Linked DNA regions of Mus musculus: all the other regions are linked to region 1. A link is a loop called in an ENCODE intact Hi-C map of the cell type or tissue named here. Cell type or tissue: heart. All regions are shown on one strand. Links, peaks and the distances in the headings refer to the core of each region. The heading gives the core; the rest is flanking DNA.

Region 1 (7,836 bases), core at 2,063-4,562:
AGGAAAGAATGGGAAACATATAATTCTAATTTGCAGAAATTGACATAGGGTGGACACTTTGGGATATCCACATAAAGAGAATTGTCATTTGTAAGTGTGTGTGTGGTTAAGGCTGTAGTAGCTATGTTCTATGTCTACATGGTAAAAGACTGCATCTAGGAGCACCTAGAGTGACTGGAAATGATAACAATGTGTAACTTGTCTCCCCTGAAAGTATCATTGACACACTTAGTTTCAAAGATAACAAACTCAGAATTCCCGCTTCATTTCTCTTAGAAACTCTGACTCCTAATGAATCTGGCTTCCAACTATCACTGCTTATAAAAATGCATGCATCCTGTCTACACACTACACTATTCACAAGCACAATGAGCTCTCCTGTCCTTGAAGCCAAAGCAACGCAAACTCTGATTGCACTAACTTAGATCACATCCACAGTCCTCAATTAGATATCACATACACACACAGATGGAGTGTGCAGGAATTGGCTTTGCCACTGCACATGGATTCTCATGTCGGAATGAAGTGTTTCAAACTAGAGGAGAAGACCACATATACCAAGGCAGGAAGCAGAGGTCTATCACATTTTCGTGCATTTACACTACAGAGACAAATTCCTCGGAGCTGCTTCGTTTTTGTCATTTCCATCCCCTCCTGAAATTCATCCACAAGATTTTGTCCATCTCACTGCATTTCATTTCAATCCTTTCAGGAGAGCACAGCCAATGGTGTCATGTCCACTGTCACCCCCAAACTTGCGGAATGAGAACTGTGCTTTCTTTGTGTTGGCTCGTTTTCTTTTCCCTCTGAAACCAGTTTAGAAACTTGAGACTTGAGTTGCTAACACACATCCCAAATCACTATTTTATTCCTGACCTTCTATCTCTGATTATGACACTGTTATCTTTCCTGCTGAGAAATAGATACTAGCTTTATCTTATAGAAAGCTAGCACCAGTTCCTAGAAAGAGGACTTGTGTATAATCAGCATTTAGTTCAACAGAGACTGGCTTAAAGACACTGGGGCTTTGTACAGAGATGAAAAACATCTCTCAAAATGATTCTGAGCACAGCAGTGTTAAGCACTATAGAGGCTACTACAGTTCTGAGCCCAGTGGTTTCCATAAAAAGGAGTCAGCTCCACAAAAGCATCTCATGGCTTCTACTCCCACTCCAGAGACTCATTGTAAATGTAAGACCACCATCTCTCCTCTGTGCCACACTATTATTATCCCAAGGTTGCCTGACATTCAATAAATATTAAATGTGGCAATAATAATGATGATGATGACCATGTAAATAAATAAAATGAAATAATCCTTTTAAATCCTTTCCAGATTGTCTGTATTAATAATTTCAGAATAAGGGAAAAGTCATTTCCTGAGGTCAAAGGGAATATCTTCTGGCCTCCTCACAGAGGATTAAGTCATAGTCAGCTTTCTAATGGCAAATGAGAAAAACTCAGATAAGACTGTTCCCAAGAATCATGAGCCCCATGTGGAAATCATCCCAATAGTATTCTTGAGTTTGGAAATTGCACATTGTGCAATGTAGCTCCAGATGAAACAGATGTGAGTATAACATCTGTTAAAGTAGGTCTAAAGTCACAAGCATGATTGACATTGCTTATCACTCTGAGCTGTAAACACATCTCCTTTATCATAGCCTCTGTGTTTGAACAGTATTCACTATCCACAGTCTTGATACATAGTAGGTGCTGTTGGTGGTTGTGAAAGAAACAATAAGTCTTGTTTATGTTTTAAATTTAGCTCTGTAAATTTGAACCATCTGTGCATAACCTCCCAGTTGGAGCATGCAGACCAAATGAGCACTGTTATATCATTATGTCACTAGTACATTTTCAGACAAGGATTACAAATTATTCCCTTATCCATGCCAGTCCCTATATGAGCATGCTGTAATCGATTTGTGACGTTTGACATGGACATCACATATACATAGAACATCAACACTGTGCCAGGAAGTGGCCATCATATTTAAAGTCTCTCTTATCCCACAGTAGAAGGATGAGTTTTGCAGCAAAGTCATTAATGGGCTAATGATCCATTGATAATGTCTGACTGAGTCTGCAGGACTTCCTTACCAGTGACGCAGTTGAAGAATAATCAGGCAAATTGCAACTACAGAGAATTTGTTTACAATTACTTTCAACTGAAAAAGATAAATTAGTCTACATATACATGCAAGCACATGGTCTTGGGTTATGAGAGGATTCTTAAAATTCAGAGCGGCGGTCGGGGGGAACCCACAACTCCAACCTGCCAGTACTTGACATTCCACTATTACAGAGACACTTGTCAATGCCTATGAAGAGACAGACTTCAATGAAAATGAGAGCAAGTTATACCTGCCATTGACATTTTAGTTGGCAGAGTACACACTGCACTGCTTGGCACAGAGAGACAAACTGCAGCATTGGGTAAAACACCTTCACTACTCCATTGGGCTACATATCAGGAGATCCCTCTCTTGCTCCTGTTCTCTGACATGGTCACTCTCTGTCTTCCCACTGAGACCTACTGCTCTTGAGTAGGGAGGATCGCTGCTTGAGGAAGATGCCCATCTATTCTGTTCTTTAGCTTCTGATTCAGGTCAGGCCAAAGGGGAGCCCCATCTGGAAAGTGAACATTTTCTGCCACTGAATCTCTACCACAACCTCCCTTTAAAGCTAGCTGTAGTCTCTGATATATGACTGCGCCTCCTGAAACCTCCTGCTCAGCAGCAGACCTTGTTGCCTTGTGGATTTCAGTGTTGCTCTCCTTTTCTAATGTCTTTGCTGCGTACTCTGGCCATTGTGCTGCACTTTGTGGTTTACAACTATTAGCATGGCCTTCTTGTAGGTGAAACTTAACTCCTAATTGCTGTGTGCTACATTTCCCTCTGACCCTGCAGACTGTGGTATTTCTCCTGTGGTCTCAAACATTACCTGTATGTGACTTTAAATATCAGCTCCCTGTCTTGGTAGTATCTGTCTCCTTTGTACAATGACATTCATAAGATGACCCTGCTCGGACTCTGTGGAGTTCCCCATGATATATATAGGCTCCATGTGTTCTTGTGTATGGGCTAGAGATATTGACAGTGGTTAAGAGCACTGGATGCTCTTGCACAGGACATAGCTCTGTTCCAAACATCTATATGGTAGTTCACAACTACCTGTAACTTCAGTTCTGGTGGAACCGAACCCCTCTATGGCTGGCAGGGACTCTAACCTTACATATGATGCACAGACAACCATGCAACAAGACATCCAAGCATAAAATAAAAGCAAGTTCACTTTAAGAAAAATTATTTGTATAATTTTGACAATAATCATCCATAATATGTATTTTTGTGATTTTAACTTTTTTTATTCCTCAGCATTACTTTATGCTTAGCAAAACGTTTCATTATAATGACGTAATTCCTGTTGAGGGGATGGATAATTATCATGTCTAAAGACAGTTTTGGCTTCTGCCACAGAATGAGGAGGTACTCAGACCAATCCAGGGACGCTGCTAAACATCCTTGGTGCACATGACAGTTCCCTGTGACAAAGACTGATCCATCCCTACGCAGTACCCATTGGTACTGCTGAGTCTGGGAGTCCCTGACCCACATGTATACATGAGCCTAAAACTCCCAGCTATAGTGATGATTCCAAACCAAATCCCACTCTTGTTTTGGGATCTTTAGCTGTAAGGATTTCAGGTCTGTCATATATAGAGATAAATTTTTTAAATTGTTTGACCCTCTGGTAAATGCAGGCAATGACTCAACACATTGAAGGTTGACATGAACATTAAATCGATGGTGTGGAAGGAGTTGTACCAACTCCATCTCCAAGTTCTATCAGGAAAAAGCATGCCACAGTTCTGTCAACCACAAGATAAAATACACCTCTTCCTACTCATGGTTAATGAGACTAAACATGTTGAAACAGCGGGTTCTCATTACACAAATCAAGATGATTGCCCAAATTCTCCTATTAAGACTACAGAAAGTCTGCATCTTGGCTGCTAGTGTTTGTGTTTTACATGTGCAATAAGGTCCAAGCCTACAGGATTTGCTCCACCCCCCCCCCGCCCCATCTTTTTTAATAGTTGTATTTCCAGCTGGTTTTTATTTAAGGCTAGGCTTTTGATTTCTTTTAAATCTGGGCCTTGATCCAATTTGGCTGTCAATATTTCAAAGACTCTCCTGGAAGATGGCTCCATGCCAACCAGGAGATCTGGTCTACCCCTTTTGAGAGTTTGGTGAGTATGCTAGGGTTTCCCATGCATATGTACTGTGGATCTGAAAGTGAAAGTTCCAGTCTGCCAGGATGCTATCCAGGGCAGTGCAGACTCATGAAATATTAGAGTCACTAGAGTTTATACCATTAATTGAGTTGAATAAACTAATTTAACAAATGAAAGTCCTGAGGCTTAGAAAATGGAAGAGAATTCTGAGACAGATCTCTGCCCTAGAGAGTCTTTTTAACTCCAGTGCTACACAGCTATTCCCCTATAGGGCTGAAGCATCAGGAAAAACTTTTCTCCATTTTTTGATTTCTCCTTGCAACTGGACCTTTACTAAGACCATTCATGTTGTGTTAGTCTTACCCTAGCCATATTCAGATCTTCCAACCAACACAAGTGCATTTATAGATTTGGAAAGTCTGTGGACACCTGTTTAATCCCATTCCTTCTACTTGGTGCATGCGTGCACGTGTGTGTGTGTGTGTGTGTGTGTGTGTGTGTGTGATCATTCACTTCCTTCCATCCACTTCCCTACGGCATACTTTATCCTTGGCATTTCTCACATTCTTCTAATCGCTCCAGGAAAGACTGTTCTGCTTTTCTTGCCCATCTCAATCTTATGCCCCATCACCCAAAAAGTAATTCCCACACTTTCTCTGATGTTCCATCCATCAATCACTTACTTTTCAATAGAAACCTCTGAAATCATTCTCCTCCCTTCAAGCCTCATTCAGTATAAATATATGACTACATACATTTTAAGTTCAACAAGAGAAAGTAATAGTCCAAACAAAAGCTAGGGTGCCAGAAACACATCAGGGAAAATATGAACACACTATAGCATGAAAACCCTTGTTCATAATAGTCAATATCTTACATGAAAGGATCTCCTAAAATGCATTGAGAAATAATTTTTTTAAAAAATCACCAAGAACAGAAAATTGAGTTAACAGTGTTCAGGGGCAGTTCTGAGAGAAGTAAGTGATCCTTATAACAGTGTGAGCCACACCCAAATGAACACAAGTCAAGTAAAAATTCAGAGTATCATCTTAAGTCTATTTTGTTCACAGAGATGTCATCATTTGATAATACCCACATGGTGAAAACCATTTTTACTCATTGCTGACAGAAGCTCAAATCAGAACAGCTTCAAGGGGAAAATGGATAACAATCATATTAACTTTAACCTCAAGTAAATTTTGAATTGGCAACTTCGGTTTTAGAAAGTTATTCTGAAGATCATCCTGTGAAATGATGCCCATTTCAAAGTATTCGATGATGCTTGGTTTTTATTTTATTTTGTTTTGTTGTTTTGTTTTGTTTTAACAGCAGTTTATGGGATATAATGACCTAAATCTCCATTAACATAAACTGGTGCAAATTAAACCAGAACCCTCCCTTTGCTTCACATGAGGCTGCACTTAACAATGGACAAGACAGCCCTTTATGCCAATTTAAAGCAGACTATTATATATAATAAATGGAAAATGATGGATGGAGAATCTTGGTTTCGTTTTTTTCTGCATTTGGGGGAAAAAGTTAAAACCTGTGCTTGGGTAGTTTTGTGTACATGGGATGTGTAATATATGCCACAAGATGTTGACCAACCTGGGTGCCTTTTAGAGGAATAGTGGAGCGCACTGACTGCTACTGGAAAGGGAAGGGTAGACTTCTCTTTCTTTCTCTTTTGTCTTTTTGACTCTATAATGTATGTCATCTTAAAGATTGAATTTGAGGCTGAGAGAATGTCCTGTACAATGGCTTGTGCCCATTGTACAAACATAAAAATCTGAGTTCAGGCCCAGAGTGCCTACATAAAATGATACATAGCAGTACACCTGTATTTCCAATGTTCTTATAGCAAACTGAATGAGAAGTTGGAGACAGGGAAATTCTTTGAAGCTCGCAGGCCAGTTAGCCTGCTCTACCCAGCAGTGAATAGCAAGAGTCCTCATCTGAAATAAGGCAGAAATTGAAGACTTATCTCCAAGATTTTTCTCTGACTTCTACATATGTGGAATGGCACACTGGAGTTTGAGCTAATAATGTATCCAAACCTGTGTGCCCACACATGAATACACAGAGATTTTTTTTAAAAAGTGAATTAAATGTAACAAGATGAAGAAATAAGCAACCAAAGGAGACACTTCCCCACTTTAGTGACCTCGCCACCTTAGATGAATTTTCTTAACAACGCCATCGAAAATTGTTCTCTCTGTTTATTATATGTGTTTAGTACTGGAATGGAAGGCAAGTAACAGCCCATAAGTTCCTCCTGCAAGCCTACTATGTGAAGGACAAGTAGAAATCTCCAGGACTGGATGCAACCCCAGAGGAAAAACATGAGTGCCTTGGATAGATGATAACCTTTCACCTCAATGTGAAACCTTTGCCCATGGCTACCATGTAGTGAATGAGAGTCTGTGAGGCCAGCCTACCTCCCTGGCTGGCCTCTTTTCCATCCAAACAGTACACAGTCTCTTATACCACAGAATGGTGTGTATACAGTGTAAAATGAATAAATATATGGGACTTAGTGTTAAACTGACAGAGGCCATAGAACTAACCTTGCTCTTCAGTATCTCCATGGAGGTTGATCATATATGTTTACTATATACCTATGTCCTGAACTCCTGTGGATAATTTCATAATTGTTTAATAACTATAATAATAATAATAATAATGTATTCTTCTAAAGAGAACACCTTCCTGCTTTCTTCCTGTCACATTGTCTATACAGTCATTGAATTCCAGTGCCTGATGTTCTCTGACTCAAAAAAAAAAAAACTGTCAAATATTTTTCAAGAGACAGTCATTGGATAATTATATTTTAAATCATTGTGTAAGTAAATAATGAGACAGCAAAATAGAAGACAGAGGAAGTATTTTTTGTACAATTCTGCATATGCACATTATGCAGACTGACCACTCTCATACCCACATTGTAGTTTTGGGGTGTTGTTTTTGTTTTAGTTTGGTCATTCTGAGAAGCAGGGTGGCTGAGAAGCAGGGTGGCTCTTCCTAAATACTCTATCCTGACCATATCAGAGTGTCTATAACAAAACTATAAGATGAAGTAAAATTACACTATTTTTAGAAACTAGAAATTTGATTTTCCTTTAGATCAAACTAAGAGTTACATATGGGAAAGAATATATGGTTATAAGGAGTCAGTTTTGTGTAAACAGGGTTTTTATTTTGGGGGGGTGGTCACAGGGAAAACCACAGTATAAACTCTAACTCTGTTACCCAGAACATATTCAATGATTGTGTGGTCCTATAATGCAAAGGTACTCTAGGGACTGGATTCTTGCCTTCAACATATCTCATATTATACTTTCTTGGTGTTGCTCCTGCTCATCCTTCAGGACTTGTGTTTTCCTGGTTAGTGTTGCTTGGTTCCATTTGAGTAACTCAGTGCTAGCAGCTTCAGTCTTTTGTTGCATACCACTCTCCATGCTTGGAATTTTATCTCTTCTTATGACAATAAAGGTTACAAGGGAATAAATCATAAAGTCTCCCCTGTGAGCAGCATAAGGTTTTGATTTAGCAGTACTCAATCTATCACCTTTTGCTCCCACTTTGTGGGGTACCTC
Region 2 (7,836 bases), core at 430-2,929, 230 kb after region 1:
AGGTGCAAATGCAATTAACGGTCACTAAGAAGCAGGCTGTAAGGAAGAAAGATTACTCTGGATTATCTGGGGACCAAGGATCACAAGGATCCTTAAAGGGAAAGCAAGGAGACTGGAGAGTAACATGAGAAAGGTCCTCGTCACGTGGAAGCACACAGCTCTAATCCTAATGCTTAAGAAGCTAAACCAGGGAAATTGCAGCAGGTTCAAGGCCAGCTGGAATTATATAGTGGGCTCCAGGCCAGCCTGAGCAGCATAGTAACACCTTCTCTATTAATTAATAAATCTACCACTGCTGGATTTGAAAACAGGGAAGAAATCATAAGCCTCAGCAGGGAACTGCCTAAACAAGTCTAGAAGGGAAACGAAATCAATTGTTCCTATGAACAGGGAACTACAACCCAGCTCACATCTGGATTTGGCCTAGCAGGAACCATTTCAGATTTCTGACTTTCCAAACAGTTTTGGGCAGTTTCTTATTACAGAAATGTTCTAGTGCCTGAATCAACAGTGCCTCCCAACATCACTCCGTCTGGAGAAGGGCAGAGAGGTTTTAACCGCATAGTGTGGACTCTGTTCTCTTCCTGCACATAGCACAGAAGGGATTCAGCATCCACAATTGTACAGCCCCATCTCCTCCATCCAGTACCTGTTGCTCCTCGGATGGTTTCCATATGCTTATATGTTAACGTTATCGTGGGTTATAAACAAACCTTTCTTGTTGCCTTCTGTCCCTCCCTGGATGCCTATTCCAAAATCTTCCCTGCTTCTTTGCAAGGTCTATGGAGGCAGCTGCCTGGCACCACTCCCTACACTTGGACTGAACCACCCCTGCTCTCTGCACTTAGGTACCACAGTGACACTGGCTCCATGAAAGCCTCCCTATCCTTGCTATGACCAAGGTAAATATTGTCCTTTTAAGTCTCAAGCACACTAGAGCTCAGAAACTTCACATCTTCCCCCACAGACTCGTGTCCAAAAGCAAAGCCTAACAGCAACCAGAATCTGAATTTAGAGCCCTGATGCTTGGAAACATTACTCTGGAACACCCATGAGAAGTATCTGGCCCTACTTCCTAGGATTTACTGATCCCCTCTGTTCTCCATGTGCTCAAGGGTTTTCTAATCCAAAAGCGCCTATTTAGTATGATATTTAAGACAGGAAGAGATTATGTAAGAAGTGGGTGGGTCTACTTTGACTTCTGTGACCTGGAAACCCACTGAGTATTGAACAACTTACTAGACATTATCTATGATTATCACTTATTTCTCTAAGTTCAAAGAACTGTGCCTCAAGGGGTAATTGACTCTCTCCTAACTCTCCAGGCAGAAAGCAGTCTGCTTGCTCAAACAGGGACAAGGAAGGCTCTACTCTGCTGATGTGCAAACTCTGTGTGAACCAGTTGCCCTGGGCACAGGTGTCGTGTCCTGGAACTAAGGTGCTGTGTGTACCAGCAGCTCCACCCTTCCCAGTCTGGAGGGACAGACATGGACCTCCTCCAGCATATGGTTCACTGGGGATAGAGGGAGGGCTGAAGACAGCATAGTTCCCAGGGGCTGGAGGTTGGCAGCTGGCATCCGTCAGCAAGACAACACTCATTTCTAAAACAGCATAGGAAAATTTAAACTTGGAGTTCCATCATTCCATAATAAAAAAAATGAAAATAAAAGTGGTTCCAAGTTATTTTATTCTGAATTTATTTTTAATGCCAATGACAACAAAAGGACTTTTTTTTTTACATGAGTCATTTTGCAAACCAGAAAACATGACTTCCTGAAATGGCGTTTTACAGAGCCTAAAGGAAAGCAGAATTTGACATGAGAAATAATGAAGAGGACCTAGCTCTGCTCACTAGGGGAGAGGCATCTCTTCTTTCTTCCTTCTTTCCTTCCTACCTTTCTTCCTTCCTTTCTTCCTTTCTCCCTCTCTCTCTCCCTCCCTTTATTCTGTCCTTCCTTACCCTCCCATTTCCAGCCCTCTCTTCTCCCTCCTCCTCATGACCCAGAATTTTCTCCAGTCTCTCTTCTCTAGCCCCCTCCTATTCTTTCTAAAGTCTCCTTTCAACTCTTCATGTTTTGGCATTCTCACCACCACCACCACCACCACCACCACCACCACCACCACCACCACCACTCCCAGCTACCTCCTAGTTTCAGGAAGTACCCTGCCCCTCCCTGTTGCATCCTCTCAGGGCCCATGTACCTTTTCATCAGAGCACTTACTGAAGTTATGATGACTTCTCTATGTTTTCGTGCCACATGCTTAGAGTTTGAATGACATAGACCCACAGAACACTGCTCTACAGAAGATTCCAGACTGCCCTGTGAGCACATCTCAATGTTACACAAGAGAATAACAGCTAACAAATAGCCTCTGGGTGAGAAACACAAAGACACAGGACATAGGCTAATCCTGCTCAGACATCAAGGCAGTACCTGAATGAGTGTCTCTCCTATAAAACAGCCATACAGTTCACCTCTTGTCCCCTGCAAAGGCCAGCATTGACCATTTATTAGATTCCCTATGAGCAATTCCTATGAGCAATTACTATGATGGTTAATATTGATTGTCAATCCATCAGGACCTAAAATCACCAGGGGACAAACATCTGGACATGTCAGTGAGAGATTTTCTAAATGGGTTAGAACTGAAGTGGGGGGACTTAACTGTGACGACACCATTGTGGGTCTGGGACTTGAATAAGAAAGGAGAAAGCAAACCGAACACCAGCCAGCATTTGCCTTTCTGCCCTTCCCAGCTGTGGATGTAGTGTGACCATCCATCTCATACTCCTGCGGCTGCAGCTTCTCTTCGTGAAGAACTGCACCCTCAGAATGGGAGCCAGAGAAATCTCTCCTCCTTTAAGGTGTTTTTGTGAGGTATTTGTCCCAGCAATAAGAAAAGTAACAAATATACCAAGTCACTGAATGGACCAGAGAATGGTTCGCTTCTGACACATGGCTAACAGGCGTGGTTAACTCCTCTGGCTACAGTTCTAAAGCCAAATCCACCACGTCTGATAGATAGACAGACATTTGACTAGTGTCACTACTGATTCCACAATGCAGTCAAGAGCTTTCACCTTGGGGTGGATTCAAAGGTGACTAACCACTTTCAGGCTTTTACTGTATCATCGTCAGGCTCTGCTCTGCCCTGTTGAATCACTGCCAATGCCCATCTTCTTGAAGAAATTCTCCATCGGCTGCATGGGCTCTGCAAAGCACCTCCATCCTTTTAGATAGTCCTTTCTCACTGACTTCCTGGGCCCTGGACTTCTCTGCTTGATTCTCTGTACTTCTGCCCATAACCATCCATGTCAAGTGAGAAAACAGCGCTCAGCTGCAATCCAGATGGGTCTCGTTTGTTTACTTATTTAACAGGGGCTTCTAAGTTCCAGCAACTACTTTGGATGGTTTATAAATAGTAATTCAGTTAAGGCTGCTAACTCCCCCAGCTGAAGTGTGAAGCCTGGCTGCAGGCATAATTCCAGGCACCTGTACAAGAACTGGCAGTGTGAAATATTGGTGTCCAGCTGACCTGGCCACCTGTCAGTCTCTTCCAGAATCCATTGCTGTAAACACAGCTGGACTCTTAAATCCAGAATATTTTCTCCCAGAACCACTGTCTAGTCTACAGTCCCTACTCTACACATGTCATATGGGTGGACCCTTTCAGGACCACTGGCCCTAAAAATCCTTGGCAGAGCTATCTTCTCCTGTCTGCTCTTCCAGGGTTGCTCCTGTCAACCTTCTAACCTGACCATAGACACTTTTTGTCATTGAATGGCCCAGTTGACCTGTCTAGTGCCATTTCTCCCAATCAATCACATCTTACACGCACTGTCATTCTGTCCCTTGGCTTATGGACAATGGTGAGGGCTTGCAACTTGTTTCCTTCCTAGTTCCATGCCTTCACACACAAATTATATCCTCCAGATCTCCTCTAAATGATGACGTGGCAAATTAAATTCAGACCCTGTTGCTCTGGGTCAAATTCAATTGCTTCTTATCTTCAAGGTAAGAAGTTAGTGAATTGTTCCCTTGATGAGCTAAGATAGTAGGCTGACCTGTAAGGCCTCACCTTGTGATATTTGTGTCTCCACACCTATGTACTATCTGCATTCTTGAAGACTGCCTTTATAACCATGTAAACAGATACTTAGGGGTGGCAGAAATGCATCATAAGTTGAGAGATGATGTGAAAGATGCTTGTAAAAGATAAAGATTCCTCGATCATTTCAGACACATGAGTTGCTTTTCTACTGCTATGATGAGATTCCATGACAAGAGAGTTTAAAAGTAGGAAAGGTTTATGTTTACTTATGGTTCAAGAAGGCTAGGGTCTGTCATGGCAAAGAAGGCACAGTGAAGGAGCACGAGAGCAGCCTTTCACAACGTATCCACAGGCAGTAAGAAGGGAAACAAGAAGTGAGGTGAGGCTGTAAGGCCTCAAAGCCCCACCCCAAGTGACATTATAGCCCCCAACAAAGTCCACCTCCTCAAGGTTCCATCACCTAAACAGCACCACCAACTAGGGACCAAGTTGTCAAACACATGAACCTACAGGGATCATCCATATTTAAGACACAGTACCACTCAAGGAGGATGGTAACTATAAGAGCATCCCCTGCCCTTCTCTCTCAGTCCACCATGAACTAGGAAGCTGGTTCTCAGGATGTAATGGGAATGTGAGTCACCAAGAGAGGTCACTCAGAATATAGAGCCCTGCACTTGAGAGGTAGATTCTAATCATTGCTCTGGGTAGGGCCCTGGGAGGATTCTTTTAAGAAGTACTCAACTTGATCTGAAGAAATCTGTCAAACTAACACACAAGGGGGCTGGGGGGTCCACTGCCCTACCATCTTATCTCTTGGCTCCTGAAGAGGGCCCTCAGCATGCATGAAACACATTTCCCTCTGACCTCTTACTGGCCAACCACTCCAGAGATGGTGTAAGCAGTTACAAGTGTGAACACAGGATCAATATTAGACTTGTGAACACACTGGGTGGCCTCACCTCATTCTTCTGATTCCCAGCCCACCCACCCCCGCCCCTTTGTATAATGGAATGACACTAAGCTCAGTCAATGGTATCAGGCAGACAAATCTAACGCAACTCTTCTGCTAGACACAATAAACAACATGAATGTTGACTATGAGCAAACACAAGGAGCAGACTATGAATACTCTCATTGTCAGCCCCAACCCCTTGTGCACAGCTCCATGCTCTCAGTTATGGGACAAATCGTCCATTTATTTTGTCTCTCCTTGCATAGCAAATCCTGTGAGACCATGATTTATTTATCATCCCAGCATCCAGCACTAGTCTCAATAACTACAAGGAGTTCAGAGAAGGTTTACAGTGGCTGCTGGTCTTCAGCTGTGTGATCCAATTCATATCCTGGCACAGAGGGGCCAGTGGGTTACCAGAATCCATTCCACTACACTGGCTAGGCGAGAGATAAGAGGTGACATTGAGTATCTTGGCTTCTGTGCCCAAGCAATGGATGAAACCAACCCTAGAATGGGACAATACCTGTAGCTAATTTTTAAGCATTTCCTTGCAAAACAACAAAAGATTGACAACTTAAATGAAAACACCATACTCGTAGGCAGAGATGTTGGGTAGTAACAGCTCCATAGACAAGTTTATGGTGGAAATAGGAGAATTGGGAGTTTATAACAATTTGAATAGGCAAATGTTGGAGAGGAGATTTAAAAACCTTTCACAGGTGCAGAAAGTGATAGACATCCCAGAGAGGAGGAATCATCTCTACCTGCTGAATTCTTTCAAACAATAAAGAGTTGAGTAATGTATCCCTGAGTGCAAAGCCTTGCTATAATGACACACAGATCAGTATGCAGATTCTACCATGGCACTTGAATATGACAGTTTGCCATAGTTTACACAGACCATGAAAGACACAGGGATCGCTACAGGCAGATTCCCTTTCGTCTTTACCAGCTCCCCACGTAATCTGAAGCTGTAAACTCCGTTAGGAGCCACCTCTACAAACTAAAGGGCAAATTACATGGCTTGGAGTCAGGAGGTGTCAGCTCCCGCAGGAGCCCCCTGTTCGTTCTGCATATTAACATATCACTTCTCTTCGGCTGGAGCTTGCTTATATGTAAAGTTAAAAATAATGCCTTTATCGAAAGTCAGATTCTGAGACTGAATGAGGTCATGAGTGTTAAGCTTTGGGAAAGCATGAAGCACTGTGAATGTGTAATAGGATCCCACCTAAGCCCTCTTTGCAAACCAATGGTAATCCCAGAGTCTCTGTAAATTCAAACTGGATGCTTTCCTGGCATTGGAGTGCAACCTAGATTTTAGTGAGGGTTCATCACTCCAGCTATTGTTTTAGCAGCAGTGATGTTGGCTTCCTTTAGAAGAAGCTATCAACCCATTGTGTTTGCTGCATATTATGAAGGCAGGTGCATTATATAGACCATGTAATAACCGTTTCAATTAGCACTCACTTCAATCCTGAAGTAGACACTTTCCTTCTATCTCATTTCACATTAAATCCTGCCATGGCCCTTCCTTCTGCCAAACTCGCTTCTTCTCTAATCTCTGCTAAAATTAAATTGTTCATACCACGAGGGCACTAAAGTCCTCCAGATGAAGAGGATCAAAGGGAAAGAGAGAATTTAAGGAATTGGTTCATTAAAAGGCTGAAAGTCAAAAGGGCCCTGAGCTGTTCAATCAGCCAACTGGAAAGCAGGACGAGCCCAGGGCAGAGCTCCTGTCTGAATCCAGGGTCCCAAGAACCAAGGGAACTGATAATAAAAGAAGTCAGCAACTCTAAGACAAAAGAATAGCTAATGCGTCAACCCATCTTACTCTGGAGGCTAAAAACACCACTATCCCAATTAGAGCAAGCAAAGCAAAAGCATTTCCTCCTATTCGGTCTTTTTATTCTATTCTTGTGTTGAAGTGATTGGAGGAGCCCACAGCCACCCAATCAGGGAAGACAATAAGTATAAATCTCACTAAGGAATGCCTTTGTAGGCACACAAGAATAACTCATGAACAAATATGGACACCTCATAATAGACCAAGTTAACACATAAAACCACAGCAGTAAGCGTCACGAGTGTCCATCCCTCTGCCACTTATGTGCAGTGGTACTGCCCAATCTTCCCTTTAAGGATTTGGTCATAGAGGGTAAATGTCTGAGAAGTATGAGTATATGGGAGCTCTGTCAAGGGACAGAAGGCACAGGTGGATTTGAAGACGAAAGGAGAAAAGCTAAGAACACCAGGGACAAAATTAGCTTCACAGACTTTCTGAAGTTTGACCAAATCTGTCTCTCATGCATGGCACAGTTTACTTTTCTATTATCCATCTGATTCCTTGCTTACATACTCACTTATCAGCCAACAGTGACTGAGCGAGTTATACTGGGCACAGGGACTAAGAATCAACTCAAGTATGGACCTTGCCCACAGGGTACCTCTAGAAAACATGTTTATAAACACCTTGGGTGTGGTGTGTGCATCAAGTCCTAGAATTAGTAGTTTGAAAGTGGCATTGTTACCTGTTCCCGGCCCACCACTATCAAAGACTCTACAAATCATCACCATAACCCTGCGGTGTGTAGCCACAGAGCCAGAGAACTCATGAATGGTCTCCGAGCCTAGCATGTCCTTCTGGCATTGATAAGGAACATAGCTGGGAACTGAAATCTGTCTCTTGCAGCGTGTAACTGGTAAGGTTGTATAAATCAACACAATAATGAATTCTCCCACAGGCACATAAAGCATTACCTACTCACGCATTACCATGGCCAAATATCATCTAAGAGTAGCTGAGGGATGAAAGAGTATATTTAGGT
Region 3 (7,836 bases), core at 4,644-7,143, 220 kb after region 1:
TGGGGGGTGGGTCGTGGAAATGAAATGTTCACTACTTGTGTTTCTGAATCCAGTCAAAGTGAGTAAATTAAGAGTTGACTACTTGGATTGAGGACATAGGACCTCTCCAATCAGCACCAAGCAAGCAATTTGACTTAGTTGATTTTTGATAATAAATTTCTGATTACTAAAGCTATATGAAGAATATGATCTTTGTAGTGATGTTCTAGGTATCCTTAGTTGCTAATAAAAGTTTAAAACGAGGAAGAGGCAGAAGGAAGGGAATGAAGAAGAAAGGGAGAGAAGAAAATGAAAGGGCAAGAAGAGAAGAATTTCTCTGTTGGATACAGAATCTTCAGTGTTGGTATGAACACTGGAACTATGAAAAATAATGCTAGCTAGATTGGACCCAGGACCCTGATAGGGCAGAGGTGAAAGCCACAGGTCTGTGTCTAGTGACACACTGTTGACACAAGAAGCCAGTCGGTAAATGTCACAGCCCCAAACAGCAATGTCTTCCAACTCAGTAGATCTATAGAGAGTCTCATCATCTTTTATTTACAACAAGGCTAAAGTTTCCTTGTGCTGTGACTCCAAATACCATGTCTTAGATAACATGGTTCTGGACAATCCCCTCTGCTAACATACAAAAGGTTCTCCTACCAAGGATCTGATTTCTAATGGAAACCATCTCAGTCATGAGTACTTCATTTCTGATACTAAAACTGAATAAATGTTGATTTGGGACAGAGAAATTATTTAAGATGCATAAATGACTTGAAATCAGAATGTCTCAACATAGACATAAAAATTAACTCCTCGGGTGTTAAAAAGAACAGTTTTCAGTGTTCTCTAGATTCCCTGATGACAATTCCGAAAGCAGAAACTGAAATACATTATATGACCATCTGTCAAAATACTGAAAATTGAAATCAGGACTTTGGTAATCAGGTTTTATTTTCCCTTGAACTCCAGAATAGCTATAAAAAATAAACTCACATGTATCAATAAACATACAAATGTTAACTAAAATATACTACATGTAATGATCAGAAATGTATTGTTTATATGGTAAGGGTTATTTTGACCATTGGATCAAAAATCAAAAAATAGCCCTCTTTTTTTTTTTTTTACAATAACATTGGATAATCTGTAGATTTTAAAACAAGGCCTTGTAGTGATAGAAAGGGTCGTGAAATTATACAAAGAAAGGGTCGTGAAATTATACAAATAAATTTAATTTTCCAGGAAAGCATACCATTTCCAAACTTGAAAAGATCTAACAAATACTTCTAAAATATATACAGCAAAATAGCTGGAAGTTCAGACACCAACATTGAAGGGAATTGTAATACTGCTTTCAGAACTAACCATTTAAACCACCCATCCCCCCCAAAAAAAAATCAAGGTTTTCAAATACAAGATTAATAAATTTGATTAAAATTGATAGGGTATGAACATGGAAATAAAGACTATACATATTCGTCTAATATATGAATGAAATGCTCAGAATAATTCATCAGTCTGTTTTGTGTTTTGTTTTGTTTTGTTTTGTTTTGTTTGCTTTGCTTTGCTTTGCTTTGCTTTGCTTTGCTTTGCTTTGCTTTGCTTTGCTTTGCTTTGCTTTGCTTTGCTGTGCGACAGGATCTGTTACACTCTGTAACTTATACTCCAGTCTGAATTCAAATTGACACCATGGCCCAGACTGGCCATGAACTCACAACAATCTTACCTCAGCTTCCCAAGCATGGGATTGCATGTGCTAGTCACCATGCCAGGCCATTTTATCACTTCCTGGTGCTGGAAGTGTGAAAAAATAGCCCTCTTTATATCCATTTAAATATATTTAAGCAGTCAAAAAGTATGCCCCTAAAGATATTCTAAAGTGATCTGTTTTCAGTAGCACATTGTCCGGTTGTGTATGGAAAAGTAAAGAATTTCTTCTCAGCAAATAAGTTTAGAAAATCCAGGGTATGGTCAACTAATCTCTTTTTCAGAACTTTTCAGAGCAGAACATTCTAGATATAACCACAAACCAACTTCATTTCCGCACACTGTTTAAGCTTAACCTGGGAACTAGTTCTGTCTTGACTCTCTTCACCAACAGAACAACATCTAAGCAACGAGTGTTGGGTTGAAACTGGAGCTTAATTCAGCAAACAGGGAGTCACCCCAAACAGGATGGGGAGTTGCAGATACAGGGATGAGTAATGAGTGAAAGCTGTATGGTGACAAAGAGAAAAATAACAATTCTTGTGTTTCCTGGCAGTACATAGAGGTTTTACAGGATGGCCTCTCATCCCTCTCACAATCTTATCTGGTGTTTCTGAGTTGATGACTAGAAGGTGTCTCTGGATACATCGGGAAAAGAGAGAAAGAGAGAGACTGGCAAGTCTAGGTCAATTTAACTTGGTAAAATAGTTCTGGACAAAGCATATCTCAAATGGTGACACTTTGAGATGTCTACATGCAGAGATTAGAAAATATGACTTAAATGTTGAGGAGACAAACATGATATGACGACAGAAACGCTAAGCTTTCTCATCTGCTCCAGTCACCCCAGATGTCCTACAACAGTATTTTCATCCAAAGCAGCCTTTAGGCCCTGAGAAATAATGCAGACAGCTGTTAGCATTAACCACAAGGCAGTGTTAACTGCTACATGAATAGGAAACACTGCACAGCCTCTGCAACCCATGATTTGGTAAAGCCCCATTGTTTGTTTAGGCCTTTCTTTGATAACGATGGCAGAAAGATCCTTTATGAAGGGACTCTGATTCTATTCGTGATAGACATCTGACATACAAGTTGACTCTAGAGACTTACCAGGGACATTTTATGGGAAAGAATTTCCATGGAAACAGTTGTAAGAATCCCGGTGACTTCATCTAAGAAGATCATAACAGAAGCTAATCTTCAGAGACCCACTCAACCTCACAGCATTCTTTGAGGTCTTTTTCTGATGCCCTGATGCCCTTAATTTTCCATCTTTTTCCTCCCCTCTCCCTTCCTGAATCTTGATCATCCTGGAGACATCTTGTACAAGAGCTGAGATGATTCCACAACAGCTTTCCCTTAGACCTGATGCTCACTTTGGAAATAAAACACCTCACTCACACATCCTAATCCGGAGACACTCTAGAATTACAAAAAAAAAAAAAAAAAAAAAAAAAAATGCAATCTCTTCTCCTGCTCACTCCCCAACTCCATTATGTTTCATTCATGCACACCTTGGTTCCTTGTCTTCTACTCTTTGATTTGTCAAAGATTCCACAGTAGGCGACAACCACCACCACAACCACCCAATCCCTGGCCTGTTCCCCATTGTAGAGAACATTCACAAAACTTCTCTGGGTGGGTCTGGTGTAGACTCACATCATCACTGGACTTTGTATGAGAATCAGACACCTCCTCTCTTGTCTCTTTTTGAGTGAAAAAGTCTCACCATTCAACATTACACTTCCCAAAAATACATATTCAAAATTCCTCTCTCCTGTCTGTTGGTCCTTTTTGATAGCTTGCATGTGGGTAAAACATCCATCCAGCTTTTGATCGTCTGCTTTGAACTTCTTGGTATAGTCTATCTAGCACCTCCTTTGAAATGTGACACCCATTGTCTCCGGAAGCCTTGACCAGTAGTTCTGAATTCACATCCTGTTAAATATGTAAATGAATCTCACCTCAGAATCCTCAAGAGCACTGCTGAAATCGCTCCCCACTTCAAATCTTCTTTTTACCTTAGAGATCACAGGACTGGTTCAGGAATGTTCCTTGTAAATACTTCAGAAGAATATTGGCATTAAAGGGGCCTTAGAAATCGCCCGTTTCCATTCCTTTCCTTTGTAAAGAGGTTGATCTAGATCCCAGAAAGTTAGAAAAAGTCAAGTGCCCCAGTTCTCAGTGGGAGAGCTAGAAGAAGAGATGAGAATGGACTGCTGGGCCTCACAGCCTCAATCACCACTCAGTGTCTTTAAGAAAGATAGTTTCCCTACCTGGAATTTTGCAAAAAGCAAGAAAGGATGAAATACCCTTCATTTTTAAAAGCAGAACAGAACTCATCTCTGAAAACAAAAATACTTAGTGAAGAACATATGAGCAGTGTGTTTCTCTAAGTCTCTTGGTGCCAGAATTCTCTAAGACACTTTGTTTTATGTTCTCATATATGGTATTTTTAATATTTCAAAATCATTTGGCAGTTATTCCTTGGAAGAGAATGTTCCATGAATCAGTAGCATTAGGCTAAAAGGTCTTCCATGGGCTTAAAGACGCAAGTAAGAAAGCATGTGTTTTTGCTAAGAGAAATGGATTGTTCTTGGGCTTGTAGTGGGCGCCACACCCTACTCAGCACAGAGGAAAGTGCTGTGCATGTTCTCCGCTCCTGGGGCCTATGACATCAGGGAAGCTATGTGAGAAAGGACAAAGATACTTTAGCCAGAGTCTCAGACTTGGTTTGGTTACTAATACAACCTTAGCAGAGAGAAGAGTTTGTATTCCAGGATTTTGCATCTGTATTAATCTTTAGGTTTCCCTCTCTTCTAAGAGCCTGGAGTCATAATTCCAAGTTTGAGGTCATTTGTGAGACTAATTTACACCCTTAGGTTATAAATATTACTAATTTTCCATGCCATACCATGACCTTATACCTAAGAGAGCATTTTCTAATAGCAGTGGGCACCTAATTTCAATGCATTAAATAATCTCCCCTATCTTTCAATTCCAGAATGTTCTCTTATCAAATTATTCACTGGGCTTTTACAGAGCAGGTAATATGTGAAGGGGACCCAAGAGCATGCAAGAATGTTGATAAGATATAATCTGATCCTAAGGAGCAAATGTAAAGAGATGTCATAATTAATATACCTATGGTAGTTCTGGTGCTAAGTCCCTTAAGTGTCTGGAAGGACAAGGCAACTGGAGAGGAAGGTGAGTCCTGCCTTGGTTGTTGAACTCACCAAGTTCCACTATGAATAATGTGCTATCTTCTCTAGGACCCTAGCCTCCAAAGCCATAGTCTTCTCAGATGTGAAGAAGGCCAGTACTGGTCCAGGAAATGCTGAGAAAATGGAACCAGTTAATATTTTTAAATTAGCTAAAAACCATCAGTCACAGTCCATGCAGAGAGGCCCTTGCTCTCATAAGTAGAAAGGACAATGATGTAATACATTCTGAAAAACAATAGCCCCAAAGCTACTAAAGTTTCTTCACACCACAGTCTGGTCTCATCTCCCCCTTCTATTTTAGTTATAGCATACCTTATTTTCTCCTTCTTTTGAGAAATTGCAGCTCTCCCAGTTCCATCTTATTTCCATGGTTCTTGTCCACCCCAGGTACACATCTGATTGACACACACCTCTGCTCAGAGGTATGTCGGGATACAGAGCCCAGAGCTAGAGTCAAGAGTCCCAAAGGAAATGCTGTGGTAGCTCCCTTAGGAAGATTACCTTGGACTATTTATTACTGTTGTTGTTGTTGTTGTTGTTGTTGTTGTTGTTGTTGTTGTCAATGCTATTGTTGGTATCTTATTTCTTGTGTGCTGGTATGGAACTTAAAGTTTTGCTGTTCTTTAAGCTTTGTGGTAATCTGCTCTCGTGTTAGAAAGTCGGATGTTACTATCTGAAAAGGAAGGCAATAGGAAGCACATAGTGGGTCTGCACATCTGTCCTAGGACCAAAGAATCCCCTTAGTTACATCCCAGCCAATGACACTTTATTAGTATACCTTTGTTCCAGAAGTTTTTCAGTCTAGATAATGAATCATCATGAGGGTTATCAACAATCTTCCATAATAAACAGCTCCCAAGCCAGTGACTTGAGATGATAACCATTCACTGGCCTTAGGGATTTGAGGTTTGGATGGGAGCTCTTGTGGTTTGGTTCAGATTTGACTGGTTGGAAGTCTAGACTGGATTTCTGATGTGCCTGAGCTGCTGGTAGCTGGTCTGGATTGGCCTTATCTGTCTACTGTTGGCATCCTGGATGATAGAGATCCCAGGCCCCGTGTCTCTCCTCCCTGTGTAGCCTGGTGGTGTTTACTTGCTGAGCTACCTGGCAGGTCTGCAAGGTCTCTTGTGGCCCAGACTTGAAACTGGCAAGAGCATCACTTTGGAAACATTTTCTGGCCAAAGCAGTACACAAAGCCGTCCAGACTCGAAGGGTGGAGAAGAAAAAAATCATTATTTTCCTATTAGGAAAATGTGTGAAATCCCATTATAAAGGCATGGTTACAGAGAGGTGGAAAATTACAGCCTTGTTTGCTATTCTCTTCCCAGGATAACGAATCCAAAGACCCAGAAATAGGAGTTTCATAAACAGATAAACACAAACTTGAAATTAGCTGTGTAAATTAAAATTGACCTAAGATTCCTGAGACTATGTCCTCACCCATGAGATGTGGCAGGCATGATGACACCAGCATCATGTGCTAGGTGATGGCAGAGTGTGTGTGAGGCCCTGAACTTTCAAAGTGCACCAAGTGGTTCTGCTGGACCAGGAGTGGCGTGGAAGGAGAGTCCTGCATAGGTTACAACATTCAGTGCTGGAATCTGAGGGGTCTATGGCCACTTAGTTTCCCAGAATACCAGCTTTGCATACCTGCAAATAAAAAATATGATTTTTTGCCTCCAGAAACATTTATAGTAATTGAACTGGAAAATAATAAAAATATTTAATTTAGTATTATTGTCTCTCAGATAATATCATACTTACTTGATACTTGGTAGAGCTACTTGACTCTTTGGTCCTAGGACAGGTGTGCAGACCCACTATGTGCTTCCTATTCTCTTCCTTTTCAGATAGTAACATCTGATATTCTAACCTGAGAGCACATTACCACAGCTAAAGGACAGAATGAGACAGATCCCTCCCCCCAGTTCCTTCTTCCTCTTCTTTCCATGATTGCTCTGTCTTCAGAATAACAGAAGTAATAGTAGAGAAATATGGTACCGTCAAAGATGTCTTGCCAGGAACACACGAGCAATAATTCTGACCTCAGACCCCCATGCCTACACATTCATATGTCCCTGCCCCAGTTCAAACAGTATATTTTTATTTTGTTCAAGGGGAAAATGAAAGGAAGAATAACGACCCTCATAAATGGTCATATACTAGTCCCTCAGCCTTATAAATGTGCTTACTATGTGAGAAAGTGCATAGCATGTGGACTGTGCCACCCATGGAGTTGGTGTGGAATGGGCAAGCTTAAGCATCTCCAAACCCCAGAAATCTCAAAACTTGATATTAGAATCTCATCCTGAGACCAGCAGGAACAGGGCCATCTTCATCCCTGTTTCTATGCCTGCCTTGGAGCATGTAACCAGGTGACCTCCAACCAGGTCGTCACAGGCAGTCAGTTATGGACCCAGCACCTGGAACTCCTCTTCATGCTGGTGAGGCATCTCAGTAGCCTTTAGCCTTCAGCCAATGACCTTTCCTCCTTGGATATTCTCGCACCCTACCCCCAAACCATACAACCCTTGGTTCACCTCAAATAAAGTGTCTTCATTCAAACCTACCCTGACTAAAGAAATATGAACAAGCTAAGATTGTCTCAGAGAGCCACTTCACTAAAGATTATGGGAGAAGGCCTTTGCATAAAAGAGGTACAACATTAAGATTCTCAAAAAAAAAGGCCTCCCCTTCCCTTCCCAACACTTGCTCCCAACCCCTGACCGGGATCCTTCCCATTCACCCCCTCTTGGCCTGACAGGCAGTGGCATCTGATACTCCAGAGGGAAGAGGAAGATAACAGACTCTACCCATTCAAGATTTTGCCCTGTTCTCTCTAAACCACTGTACTATGGACACAAAGATAAGAGAGGAGGAACCCAGAACCACAAGAAAGAAAAAGGAAGAGTTGACT
Region 4 (7,836 bases), core at 3,425-5,924, 250 kb after region 1:
CCCAGTAGACTTCTTTCCAGCTTCATGTCACGTGAGCTCAATTTCCCTTCCTCCATCCTCAAAAAAAATCATTCCCCTATCATGATCCCCTTTCTAGGTTCATGACCTATATTCACACTAAAACACACAGAAACACACACACACACTTTTCCCCTAGGGCTGGGGAGATGGGGAGACAGCTTGGTCATAAAAATGCCTCTATCATAAGGACCCAAGGATATCCTTGCATGCCCATATGCATCTTGTAACCCAAACATGGGTTGGGGGAGGAGAGAGAGAGAGAGAGAGAGAGAGAGAGAGAGAGAGATGCATGGCTTCCTGGAACTCATTAGATCATTGCAGGCAGTCTGGTAGAATAGAAAAGCTCCAGATACACTAAGAGACTGTCCCAAAAAATGAGGTGAAGAACAATCCAGAAAGACAGCCAACATTAACCTCTGGCTTCCACATACATATATGCACTTGTGTATACAACATACATACATACATACATACATACATACATACAGAGAGAGAGAGAGAGAGAGAGGAGAACTGGAATACACATATGAAAGTAAACATTGAATATTTGCCTTTCTAGGTTGGATTGCCTTGCTTAATATAACATTTTGCAGATTCATCCATTCTGCTACAAATTTTAGAATTTAATTTCTCTTTGTAGCTGAATAAAATTAGATTGTGTATACATATCACATTTTCATCATTCACTCATTTGTTGATGGACATTATCTTAGGATTTTATCACTGTGAAGAGACACCATGACCAAGGCAGCTCTTATAAAGGCAAACATTTGATTAAGGCTGGCTTACAGTTTCAGAGGTATTATCAGCATTATCATTATCAGCATAGCAGGAAGCATGACAGCCTGCAGACAGACATAATGCTAGAGAAGCCAACAGTACTATATCTTGTTCTCAGGGCATCCAGGAGGAGGCTACTCCACACTGGGCAGAGCTTGAGCATAGGAAAGCTCAAAGGCTTCACCAACAGCCTCTCATAGACTCTGTTCATGGTGCCAAGCCTCAACTTCTTTGCATGACACCTTCAGTCCTGGGCTGCACCATCACCAATGGCCTCTCTTGATCTCACACAGTGTCAAACCTCAGCTACTCTCCATGACTCCTTCACACCTTCAAAACCAGTACTATCTGTATGATTCTTACATATTACCAAGTCTGGCTGCCAGCAGGATATCTATCTCTGGACCACAGCTTCTTTGTGCTCTCAGAAAATACTTCCCAGAAGATTTTGCCTCAATGATACTGGCCTCATCTTAATCACCATTAATTTCTTAGCTCCAGCTAACTAGCAACGATTGCCATAGTAACCCCTTCTATTCTTTACTCTAAAGCCAGACCCATATGGCCAAAGCTGCTGAGTTCTGCTATTTGCTGTACCTGGAACATGGACCTTTTGTTCTAGAATATCGTCACCAACTTTCTGCTTTCAGTGATTTCCTTTACTACCTAAGCTTGGCTGTCCTGGAACTTGGTCTGTAGACTGACCTTGAACTCAGAAATCTGCATACCTGAGTGCTGGGATTAAAGACATATACCACAATGCCTGGACCTAAGCTTTTCCTTAATTCCTTTTCACAAGATCTTTATCAGTTCTACATTGTAGCTCACTCCAGATATAGTCAAGTTGATGACTGTGAATAATCGTCAAAAATCATCCCTTGTCAATTTGACACACAACCATATCTCCTTATGTCCAAATGAAAACATTAACCAGGCCATAATAATGCCTAACATGGTATAACTTCTTACAACTGTCACTGCATAAACAATAAGCTTAGCTGGGTAGCATCTTGCCCCAAGGCTACCACCCCCTTAATCCTATTTAATATCCTTAATGAGATTATTTAATCCATTTCACTTCCTGGTGTCCCTTCAATCCTTAAAGAATACATTTTGTATTTTTCCTTTCTAAGCTTGCTAGGCTTGATCAAAATGCTCTTCATAAGACTAAACCACAGTACAGTCTATGCTAGGCTTTGTTTGAGATTTCCTTTGTCAACATAATTAATCTAAAACTCTTCACTTTAGAGCCTCGGCCAGACTCTTCAGACAAAGGCAAAAAGCAGCCACATTCTTCACCAAAATATCACAAGAATGATCTCTAGGCAACATACTAAAATTCTTCTCTGAAACCTTTGAGCCAAGCCCCCAGCACTTCAAATAATCTTCACAAGACTGTAATTCCATGTTCTTGCTATGCTTAAACCATTCCATTGCTTTCCTAATTCAAAACTCCAAAATCAACATCCCTCCAAACAAAAGCACAGTCATGCATATATATCGTAGCAATGCCCAAATCTGACACCACTTTATCTTAGTTAGGTTTTATTGCTGTGACAAAGTATCATGACCAAAAATCAAGTTGAGGGAAAAAGGATCTATTATTGGGTTCACACTTTGAAATTACAATCCATCACCGGAAGAAATCAGAACAGGAATTAAAGCAGGGCTGGAACCTGGAGGCCAGAGCTGATACAAAGGCCATAGAGAACCTTCTTCCCCAGTAGTATGATAGAACTTTTCAGCATTATGAAAGCTAACCTATAGGGATGGAGCTTATAAATTTCGCCATGCTCTAACTCATGTATGTGGTCCTTAGCAATAGGGACTTACCCTCAAGTCCAAGAAGGTAACCAAGAGCAAGAGCAATAGTGCATGGAGGAAGGGGTGTTATGGGACCTTACTGACCAACGCCAACTCTGAAAGTGCTTCCCACACCCAGCACTGGGCCTTTCTTAAGATGTTTTCATTTCATTGTTAGTGCCTGCACATATGCACGAGAACTGTGCTAGTCCGGGTGTCCACAGAGGCCAGAAGCATCAGATCCCGTGAACCTGAACTTACAGACAGTTGTAAAGCAATATATGGGTGCTAGGAACTGAACCCACATCCTCTGCAAAAAGGCAGCAGGTATTTTTCCCTGCTGAGCCAGCTCTTCAGCCCCAGCCATTTGACTCTTTAGTTTTAATGTCCACACTAATTTTACAATGGCTGCACTGGCATGTACAGAAGACCATTAGCTAAGGAGCCATGCCCCTACTGCTCCCTAAGAGACCCTAGAATTAGAGAGTGTTTACCTTACTAGGATCCATATAAAACCTGGAGACTTGGGATCAGGTCTCAGCCTGTCTGCTGACGAGAATTCAGTGCTGATGCTTCACTGCACAGTGCCTTTGTTTCTTCTGTTCAAAGACCGAAAAAAGCCAGGTCTGGGACAAGTGTTCTGAAGATTGGATATGAGAGCCCATCCTTGCTCAGTGTTCCACCAGCTCCAGGGTCCCGATGAGATTCTTTAATGAGTATCTTTAAATCTCAAATGTCTTTTTATTTTCTAAAGATTTATTGATTTTATTTATAGGAGTACCCTGTAGCTGTCTTCAGACACACCAGAAGAGGGCATCAGATTCCATTACAGATGGTTGTGAGCCACCATGTGGTTGCTGGGAATTAAACTCAGGACCTTTGGAAGAGCAGTCAGTGCTCTTAACCACTGAGCCATGTTATAATGAGGATGGGGGTGTGTAGCCTCAAATGCAAATGAAGCAATGCATGGTGTAGGCAAGAGCTTTGAAAATGTGACTGTGCTATTCATACCAGTATAATGTTCCTGACTTCCTTAAAGACAGGGAAGTATCCAAGATTTCCTTCTCCTTTATACAGAAAGCGAGAGACAGACAGACAGACAGACAGACAGACAGACAGACAGACAGACAGAAAGACAGAGAATGAAGGAGAGAGGTGAGCAGTCCTATCCCTCCATAACACCACAGAGCCAGGTCCACCATAGGTATTCACCTCAGCCTCCTTCCTCTCCTTCTCTATTCTGAGTCTGTCTTCAGGCTACCTGCAGCCTGTTCACCGTGAGTGCTCACCCTGAGAGTCTATCATGGGATTCCTCAGCCATATTCCATGCTATTTTTCTTTTTCTTAATCCAACTCTTCCTTCAAGACCTGAATTCAGCCAATGTGAGGACAGATGGTGTGGGGCCCTTTGCCCTGCCAATTTAGCAATCTTGGCAAGAACTGGGTCCTTGTGTGCAGGGGGGGTGGGGTGGGGGAGTGATTTTTGCTTGCATAGTTTAAAAATACTACAGTGTTTTTAACCTCAGGGAAAAATGTTTGGCAAACAACCCATAGCAGATTTTCTTTTTCTTGTGGATGATGTCACATCCCTAGCCAGATTTGTCTAAACAAGGCTCTGCTCAAGAAAAATGGCTAGCTCTGGGTGTCGTTACCATGTAGCATTAAGAGGCATGCCAAGAGCAGGTTTGGGTTAAAATGCTTGGGTCTGACCTCTGCCTTAGCTTTCTCCAGTGCACTGTGAGGTCATTTACCACGATAGAGCTCTGTAGTCTCATGAATGAAAAACAACAATTTTAAGCTATAATCAGTTCAGTTCAGCAGCTGCTGAGTGGTTTACTGTAATAGCATCTGGGGTGGTAAGTAAGACAGCCACCAGCCAGGATTTTGTAATCAGTCATGCTTAAACTCAAAAATTGGGGACCTCTTCTGGTGTTCCCTCTGCTTAGCGATCTCTTCCATCTGGAGTAATCTCTGGTTAGCTCCTTTTCTGCAGTCAGATCTCACTCAGTTCACATGCTCCCTCTGCATAGATTGAAGCTTAAGTTATCTTGGGTAAATCTGCCAGTGCCCATGTCCTGACCAACCTCTCATTTTATCCTCTTTCACTCTGTCATGGCACTGTGCTGTGTCTATTTTGTGTTTGTGTGCTACTGGCATTTCCCAAGGTCAAGCCACATGCCTTTCCCATGCCGTGTAGCAGGACAGAAGTGCCTTTAGCCTCCAGTCCTCACAATGGGGGCCTTGGAGGTAAATGAATCACTCACTCATCTTAGGAGAACTTGCAACATTTGAATCTGCTTCTTCAAATGTGTACCAGAAATAACAGTGGTATCCATCTAGACATACTGGGTTTTGGTTTTTGGTTTGTTTTTTTTGGGGGGGGGGGGCGTTGTTTCTGTTTTTGGTTTTTGTTGTTGTTGTTTTGGTTTTTTTTTTTTTTTTTTTTTTGAGACAGGGTTTCTCTGTGTAGCCCTGGCTGTCCTGGAACTCACTCTGTAGACCAGGCTGGCCTCAAACTCAGAAATCCACCTGCCTCTGCCTCCCAAGTGCTAGGATTAAAGGCATGTGCCATCACTGCCCAGCTAGACTTACTGTTTTATTATAGCATGAACCTATGTGAAGTGCCAAGAGCAATTATTGACTCAACTGAAGTGTTGACACTTAACCCATGAGACCTTTCTGGAGAAGCTTGCTATAACTTCAATAGTGGACTTGTGAACATGGTGTGAGGCAAAGATTTTAGGGACGTTCTCTGTCTGCCCTTACTTATCACCTCTTCCCCTGGCAGCTCCAAAGGACTTAAACATGGGTGTAATACAGCCATTCTAGAAAAATACATGTCAGAAATTGTGTTGTGCTCTGAACTGCCCTTTGCTGGGACTGTAAGCTCCTGCGAGGAGTCCTCATATCCATGTACCATTTCTTCTTTTTCCGTGGGATGGCTAGCCAGGGCAGCTGAGCCAGCAACTGGAAACACCTTAAGATTCTTAAGATACACAGTGTTCTCCAAGAGATCAGGCCCATTCAAATTTGAGCTTTTCTCCTGGTAACTACTTAACCTTTGTAAGAAAGTATCCAGTGGTGTCTCAGAACCAGCTCAAGTTGAGCATGTCTGAAATCCAGCAGAGGAGGACACTTAAGCTTAAATTCAAACACAAATGCTCCATTTTGGGAGACAGGACTGTGATGTGAAAGAGAGCACAGTTAATTGCGGTGGGCTGAAGGTTCACAATGTGCACCCTGGGACCACAGGATAGGAGATAACAGGAGAACACAATTAGGGAAAGCTGAGTCCCTCTCTGACTTGTGCCCAGTGTCCAGCTGCCTGAGGCACCAGTAATGAGCAGATGCTAAACTGTAATAAATCAGGAAAGCTAGTGCTAATTAAGTCAGGTTCTACGCAGGATTTCTCTTGCAATTTTTTTAAGTGTGATTTTGATCCACTGAGTAGACAGTCCTTAGAAAAAGACAAGCTCTTCCAATAAACACCACCCCTCTTCCACGACGATGTAGAAAATTGACTCGAGTTTGCGGGGTATGAGTGCGTGTAAGCTTCACGGTGCAAGTGCAGCGCTTGACAGCAGCCCAAGACCAGCTGCCTGACAGGAGCCTGGACTTGGCAGACAGCACCAGCTGCAAGCAGGAAACTGAATACCAAGAGGTGTCAGAGTGTTTACTCAGAACTCCCCGTTTCTTTTAACACTTAAACTTCTTCTTATTCCCAAAAGAAGATGAGGATAAAGACGAAGATAAAGAAGAAGCAGAAAAGGAAATTGCAAAAGTTGAAAGTAGAACCAAGTTTGCATCTGCCCAGAGTACTTACTCACTGGAAATCCATTTCTAAAAATGCAGGGACCAAGAAGACATTCTACATCACAGCTCTGGATTTGGTCCTTCTTCTTGGAGGTCTGTAAAAATTTAAAAGGTTAAAAATAATTTTAAGTATACATTAAGATGTAAATTTTAATGGACAGTGAACTCATAATAAAAGTTGGAGTGGGTGGAAAGTTGCCCTCTTTGGCTGGGCTCTAGGTGGTTGACACAGGAATCTAACTCTCTCGATTATGCAACAGCACAGAGCCATCCTCTCCCATCTCACATGTAGCTCTACTGTACCATGCAGAGCTCTGCTGTACTACAAATCTCCTCTCCACATATGTAGCCTATTATTTGTCCATTGGTGAGATGGACATGCCTCCAACTGCAGGCCCTCATTCCCAGGCTTCCTGTTGAAAAAAAAAAAGGATTATGCTCCTTTCAAAGCCAGGCATCCCCTCAGTAATACAGCTGGATCCTCAGAACCTGAGTGTTCAAACCCAGACTCTAGTGAATTTTCCTGAACTACCCTCTGGTGACTCAAGGCTCATGGACCTAATTGACCATGCAGGTGGGGAGGGAGGATGGAGGTCAAGAGGCAAGAACTCTTGCAGCAATTAGTATAAAATAAAGGACAACAAATTGAAGGACCGCCTGTTCAGCCTGAGTGATAGCAGCCAAGAGGAAATGTGGGCTGTGGTCCTCAGCAGAGTGAGTATTGCCCTGTTCTGGCTGTTTCCAGGCTAGCATCTTCCTGTCTCTTCTGCATTCCTGTAACTTGTTGCTTTGTAGGTTCCTCAGGAGAGCTTGGCTATCCTCCTGGCATTCAGATATACAACTCTTGGGCTCCAGATGTTTTCCCACACCATCCCTCTGTCCCTATCTTCCTTCCTTCTCCACTCTCTGCCTTCCTTCCTCCTTCCCTCCCTCTCTTCATTTCTTTCCATCCTTCATTTCCCTTATTTCTCTTCATTTGGTCTAGAAAATCCTCACCCATCATGGAGACCTTGGCTTTCATCATCACCTCCCGAAAGGAAGTATTTTCTGAACCCAGAGTGGGCGATAACTAGCCTGTTACACACATGTGAGAACCTCTGTTTTCCTATCTCAAAAGAGCTACCATGTTTAGCATTTCTCATTTAATACCTCTCTGGCCTATTATCCCCATGAAGCAGCAATATTGTTTTTCTTTTACCTTTGAGCCTCTATATCTGACCCAATGCCTGGCATGTAGTAGGCAGAAGGAGCCAATGAACAAAAAATTGTCGAAGCAGGCCCACCTCATTGTATTGGATGAAATCAATAGTTCTTTGTTAGTAAAGTTTGTCCATTTTTGACTCCTCAAAAAAGTAAACTATGAGAGATAAAGAGCAAGGTATGTGTTTAATGCAATTGTGTTCTAGCATCTAATAGCAT

What was found. Peaks named below come from ENCODE experiments on the same cell type or tissue, not always from the same donor. Only the 100,000 strongest peaks of a DNase experiment are listed, where the experiment ranks them.
Region 2: a loop joins it to region 1, with 3 times the contacts of the local background. A loop is called at or near these places in 3 of 42 quality-filtered maps.
Region 3: a loop joins it to region 1, with 5 times the contacts of the local background. A loop is called at or near these places in 2 of 42 quality-filtered maps.
Region 4: it touches region 1 in a loop (3-fold over the local background); 2 of 42 quality-filtered maps call a loop at or near these places.

What each region holds. Positions count from the first base shown.
Region 1 is chr5:39,122,788-39,130,623 of GRCm38, reverse strand. No RefSeq gene overlaps it. Among named protein-coding and RNA genes, the nearest start is that of Gm46937, 45 kb to the right of the region's middle. In heart, for the core only: no CTCF peak of the experiment used is centred there; no DNase peak of the experiment used is centred there.
Region 2 is chr5:38,892,931-38,900,766 of GRCm38, reverse strand. No RefSeq gene overlaps it. Among named protein-coding and RNA genes, the nearest start is that of Clnk, 20 kb to the right of the region's middle. In heart, for the core only: no CTCF peak of the experiment used is centred there; a DNase peak (open chromatin) is centred at 1,446.
Region 3 is chr5:38,901,203-38,909,038 of GRCm38, reverse strand. No RefSeq gene overlaps it. Among named protein-coding and RNA genes, the nearest start is that of Clnk, 28 kb to the right of the region's middle. In heart, for the core only: no CTCF peak of the experiment used is centred there; a DNase peak (open chromatin) is centred at 5,928.
Region 4 is chr5:38,878,569-38,886,404 of GRCm38, reverse strand. No RefSeq gene overlaps it. Among named protein-coding and RNA genes, the nearest start is that of Clnk, 5.8 kb to the right of the region's middle. In heart, for the core only: no CTCF peak of the experiment used is centred there; DNase peaks (open chromatin) are centred at 3,984 and 4,494.